2 separate regions of the Homo sapiens genome follow, and region 2 is linked to region 1. A link is a contact called in ENCODE Hi-C data. All regions are on one chromosome and are shown on one strand. Each heading gives the region's core, a stretch centred on a gene start or an enhancer-like site at or near the end of the contact. The rest is flanking DNA. Distances are from core to core; before and after follow the strand shown. Region 1 overlaps PSMA8 (proteasome 20S subunit alpha 8). Region 2 has its middle 18 kb from the start of LINC01543.

The links. A loop is a pair of places that touch in the nucleus more often than their neighbours do. Pooled maps may share reads with other maps.
Region 2: a loop to region 1 is called in a pooled map, with 2.3 times the contacts of the local background. The contact joins two enhancer-like sites. A Hi-C loop is called at or near these places in 1 of 50 pooled maps.

The regions. Positions count from the first base shown.
Region 1 is chr18:26,189,384-26,192,106 of GRCh38, forward strand. The region is part of intron 6 of PSMA8 (proteasome 20S subunit alpha 8); the gene reads left to right. Among named protein-coding and RNA genes, the nearest start is that of TAF4B, 36 kb to the right of the region's middle. RefSeq lists enhancers at 1,375-1,484, 2,193-2,272. Within about 2 kb of position 1,313, at least 7 of the 41 ENCODE cell types and tissues checked have a DNase peak (open chromatin) inside an H3K27ac peak, as active enhancers do.
Region 2 is chr18:26,439,326-26,442,093 of GRCh38, forward strand. No RefSeq gene overlaps it. Among named protein-coding and RNA genes, the nearest start is that of LINC01543, 18 kb to the left of the region's middle. RefSeq lists a silencer at 2,086-2,286. Within about 2 kb of position 1,471, at least 2 of the 41 ENCODE cell types and tissues checked have a DNase peak (open chromatin) inside an H3K27ac peak, as active enhancers do.

The sequences.
Region 1 (2,723 bases), core at 63-2,562:
TTAGCCTGATGTGGTGGTGTGCTCCTGTGGTCCCAGCTACTTGGGAAGCTGAGGTGGGAGGATCACTTGAACCTGGGAGGTCAAGGCTGCAGTGAGCCATGATTGTGCCACTGTACTCCATCCTGGGCAACAGAGCAAGACCCCATCTCCAAAAAAAAGGTGATCAACATCATTGATCATCAGAGAAATGCAAATCAAAACTACAATAAAATATCATCTCACCCCAGTTAAAATGGCTTATATCTAATAGACAAGCTACAGCAAATGCTGGTGAGGATATGGAGAAAAGGGAACCCTCATACACTGTTGGTGGGAATGTAAATTAGTACAACCACCATGAAGAATAGTTTGGAGATTCCTCAAAAAACATAAAATAAAAGTACATATGGTCCAGCAATCCCACTACTGGGTGTATACCCAAAAGAAAGGAAATCAGTATATTGAAGAAATAGCTGCACTCCCATGTTAATTGCAGAACTGTTCACAATAGCCAAGATTTGGAAGCAACCTTAGGGTCCATCAACAGATGAATGTACGAAGACAATGTGATACTTACACACAATGAAGTACTGTTCTGCCCCCAAAAAAATAATGAGATACTGTCATTTGTAATAACATGGATGGAACTGGAGATCATTATGTTAAATAAGGCAGGCATGGAAAGACAGACATTGCATGTTTTTACTCATTTGTGGAATCTAAAAATCAAAACAATTGAACTCATGGAGATACAGAGTAGAAGGATGGTTACTAGAGGCTGGGAAGGGTAGTGGGGGGCAGGGGCAGGTGGGGATGGTTAATAGGTACAAAAAAATAGAATTTATAAGACCTAGTATTTGATAACACAACAGGGTAACTATAGTCAATAACAATTTAATTGTACATTTTAAGATAACTAAAAGAGTATAATTGGATTTTTTGTAACACAAAGGATAAATGCTTGAGGGGATGGATACCCCATTCTCCATGATGTGGTTATTATGCATCACATGCCTGTATCAAAATATCTCATGTACCCCATAATATATATACCTACTATGTACTCATAAAAATTAAAAATAATTTTTTGAAAAGGCTTCTTGAGGCTGGGCGCAGTGGCTCATGCCTGTAATCCCAGCATTTTGGGAGGCCGAGACAGGCAAATCGATTGAGCCCAGGAGTTTGAGACCAGCCTGGGCAACATGGCGAAACCCCGTCTCTACAAAAAATACAAAAGTTAGCTGGGCATGGTGGTTCACATCTGTAGCCCCAGCTACTCCGGTTGCTGAGGCGGTAGGATGGCTTGAGCCCAGGAGGCAGAGGTTGCAGTGAGCTGTGATCATGCCGCTGTGCTTCAGCTGTAGGCAGCAGAGCAAGACCCGGTCTCAAAAAGGAAAAAGAAAGTGAAAGACACTTTTTCAAAGGAGGAAATTATTTCTTCCCCAAGTAATACCACATCACTTTATTCAGGTTTGTATTGTAATGATCTATTTATATGCCAGTTTTTTTCCACTAAACTGTGGACTCCTTAATAGCAGGTAAGAATTATATTCTTCCACTTTCAGAGCCCATGGAACTCCTAGTAATTGCTTGATGGGTAAATTCATTTCATAAAACGTTCAAATAATATATTTTATGTAGATTATTGACAAATACAGATTTTGTGACACACATCTTTATAGGTGAAATGGAAAGAGTTCTGGAGTTGAAATAAGAATCAGAGACCTAATCTTTAATCCTTCTTTAATCTTTGGCCAAATATAATTTAGCTTTGTGAATCTATGTTTTCTTATATGTAAATTCTAGTGATGGACTAATAGCTAAAATCCTTTACATCTCTAATATCTTTGAAAATTTGCCTTTCCATAAAGTTGATCATTCATTTATCAATTTAATAGATACCTCTTTTCAGTATTAAGATCATTATATTTAGATTTTTGTATATAAATGTATTAACTTCACTGAAGTTAATAATTGCTGTCTTGGCCAGGCACGGTGGCTCAGGCCTGTAATCCCAGCACTTTGGGAGGCTGAGGCGGGCAGATCACTTGAGGTCAGGAGTTCAAGACCAGCCTGGCCAACATGGCAAAACCCTGTCTGTACTGAAAATGCAAATCTCTCTACTAAAAATAACAAAAATCAGTCAGGCGTGGTAGCACACACCTGTAGTCCCAGCTACTGAGGAGACTGAGGTGGGAGAATCGCTTGAACCCGGCAGCAGAGGTTGCAATCACATCACTGCAGTCCAGCCTGGGCGACAGGGTGAGACCCTGTCTGAAAAAAAAAGAAAAAGAAAATGGCAGCCTGGTCTCGAACCCCTGACCTCAACTGATCCACCCACCTCGGCCTCCCAAAGTGCTGGGATTACAGGCCTGAGTCACCAGGTTTGGCCAATAATTGCTGTCTTATAGCCGCAAGCATGTAACCTTGGATCTACTTGTGAACAGTACAACAGAAAATCAAACTACACTGCAAATTCTTAGAAAAATAAAACCTTTTTTGCTTTCTACTTAGACATAAAGTAGCATAAATTATCTTTTCCCATTTCATTTCGCTATTCTATAAACTGATCAAATTATTAAACCCTATCAGAGAATCACACAGTAGGGTGCAGTTGGGAGAGTTAAATAATGAGTCTTTGTTCATGAATAAAATTAAGCCTCGCATTAAAATGTTTTTGGAGTTATATGCACATATAGGATATATAACGCAATATCACCTTTTGTCCTGCTTTCTTTTTTAGC
Region 2 (2,768 bases), core at 221-2,720, 250 kb after region 1:
GCTTCTCCATTTATGGTGCAGTGGAGGAAAGGGTGTATGTGTGTGTGTGTGTTCTGTTCAGAAAGTTGGGCAGGGGATAGGGAACTGTTCTCAGATGCAGTGTTGTCTAAGCTGACACCCAAGTTTCTTGATAAATTATGCCCTGAATGTTTATGAATAGTGTATCAAAGAAAGCAGATGCCCAGGCCCTTCCAAAGAAGTCATTTCCTTCTTGATGGACATACTAAAGGGATAGAAAGGGAGGATGCAGGGATTTGTAATCAGGAGGATCTGAGTGGAAAAGCCATAAGTGCGCCAGCTTCCTCCTCTTTTTCTTGAGGGGCTAGTGCCAAGTGCAGGGCTGGCTCACAGTGGGTGCTCAGCAGCTCTGAATGCATGAATGAATGAATGAACGAATGAATGAGTGATAGCCTAGTCCTGTGGGTTCACAGCTGTTGGGAACACCCGTACCCAAGTAATGCTGGTGAAGAGGCTGGCATTATCCTAGAGGGAGAACTTTGATGGTGTGCTTCAAGTCAACAGTGATGTCTGTGGCTCGGATGAAGATGGACAGGCCATGCTCAGAGAATTCTCAGATGACTCAAGACTTGAAGGAGTGAATAGCTTCCTGGAGGACAGATGGAAGAACCCCAAAGCATCCAAAACACTAATCCTGTGAAATTTCATGGGGAATAAGGGCCAGTTCTTTCTTTGGTTATAAATGATCAATTGCTCAAGGGATGGGGGATATCTGGCTTGATCAAACCCAAGGTCCGGGTGGTGTCTGCTTCTTAGGTTGCACTAAGTTGAGTACAGTGTCCAGATCAAGGGCATTTTAGTTGAAGAAAATGGGGCTGCTTAATCTGGTAAAGAAAGCAGTAAGGACTGATTCAATGCCTTTCTCCTTAGTGGAGGACAGTGGACCCAGGGGAAGAGCTGTTAGGGCAGCAAAGGCACCCAGCGTGACAGTAGCAAGCTCCTTGTCAAGTCAGTGATGGCTGACCTGGTGAAGGGTGATGCCTTCCCACATTCTTTCTTGTTTGCTCCCCTTAACAGTCTTCAGGTGCAGTTGAGGCAGATGGCAGTGTGCTCTCATTAGCTAAAGAAGCTGGGCCGCTAAAGAGTGTTTAAGTGACCCGCTCAATGTCACATAGCTAAGCTGGAACCCAGGCATTCTGGGTTCCAGGCTACCCATGATAAGCATTGAAGGCGAAGCTGGAAGACCGTGGTGGGGTCTTCCGTGGGATGCCTTCCATGGGAGGGAGAAGAGCTACCTTGAAAGATGCCTAGCTCCCAGTGTCTGTGACTTTGACAAGGGCAGAATGTCAGCCTCTGCTGCAAACTGTCTGTGTCCCTGACTACAGACGATGAGAGGTGGTGAGCAGTTAACATTTTTCCTACCTGTATGCCCTGCTCCATTTCTGAATGAGTTATGTCATTTATTCAACAGGATAATTTAATGATGTAGCCACTTCCGCCGTTGGAACAGTATGTTCTGATACTCATGGCTGTACTTCAAGAGTTGTAACTTCCGGATTAATTGCAGAATCAAGCTTTCATTTATCTGAGATTTCTTAATCAGTGAGAGTGACAAATCAGACACACGTTTAATGTGGGCTAAAAAGTGCTCAGCATTATAACAACTAAATGCAACGTGTGATACTGGACTGGGTCGAGTCAGCAAACAAAACAAAAGAGCTTTTAAAAGAATTACTGGGCTCACGCCTGTAATCCCAACACTGGGAGGCTGAGGCGGGTGGATCACTTGAGGTCAGGAGTTTGAGACCAGCCTGGCCAACATGGCGAAACCCCGTCTCTACTAAAAATACAAAAATTAGCCAGGTGTGATGGTGCCTGTCTGCAGTCCTAGCTACTTGGGAGTCTAGGGGGGTGAGAATCGCTTGAACCTGGGAGACGGATGTTGCAGTGAGCCAAGATCGTGCGGCTGCACTCCAGCCTGGGTGACAGAGTGAGACTCCATCTCAAAAAAAAAAAAAAATTATTGGGACAGTTGGGGAAATTTGAATATTGACTGTGTGTGTGTGTGTGTGTGTGTGTGTGTGTGTGTGTGTATTATCACACTGAGAGTTAAGAGCATGTTCTTGTTCTTAGGCGATTTCGTGCTGAAGTACTTGGGGTGATTGCTGCGCTGCCTGCAATTTACTTTCAAATAGCTCAGCAGAAACGATACGCAGGGACAAGGAGAGAGCAGACCTGGTGAAACGTTAACAACTGATGAATCCAAGTGAAGAGTGCATGCCCTTACTTGTACTGTTGTTTCAACTTTTCTGCAGGTTTGAATATTTTAAAATGAAAGCTGGGGGGAAATGGTTAACACTGAAATAAAGGCAAATTTCAGGAAATAGTTTTACTGTATAGTAAGTCTAAAAATGAAAAGCGCCAGTGGTAAGTAGGCAAGTTGAGGCAAACCATACTGCCTCTTTTCTTTTCCTAGCAGTGGAAAGCCAGAAAGCTACAGAATGAAACAAAGGCTATTTTGTGTGGTAGATGAACTCATTTATCAGCTGCATTCAGACTAGAAAGGCAGAGGGAGAGATCAGTCTGTTGAAGTTTCTTTTCTCCACCCCATCCCATCACTCTGATTAACCCTGTCGTTATTTCCCAGTGCTTTTCAAGGAGGCAGCCCTATCCAAAACTTGGATATAGCCAGGATTCAAGCATGCAGCCAGGCGTAAAACATCTTTGAAATATGAGCCATAATGACTTGTTTTTCTGGCAAATGCTTTTTGTTTGAAGGAAGTACAGAATTTAAGAATCTATTTTTAAAA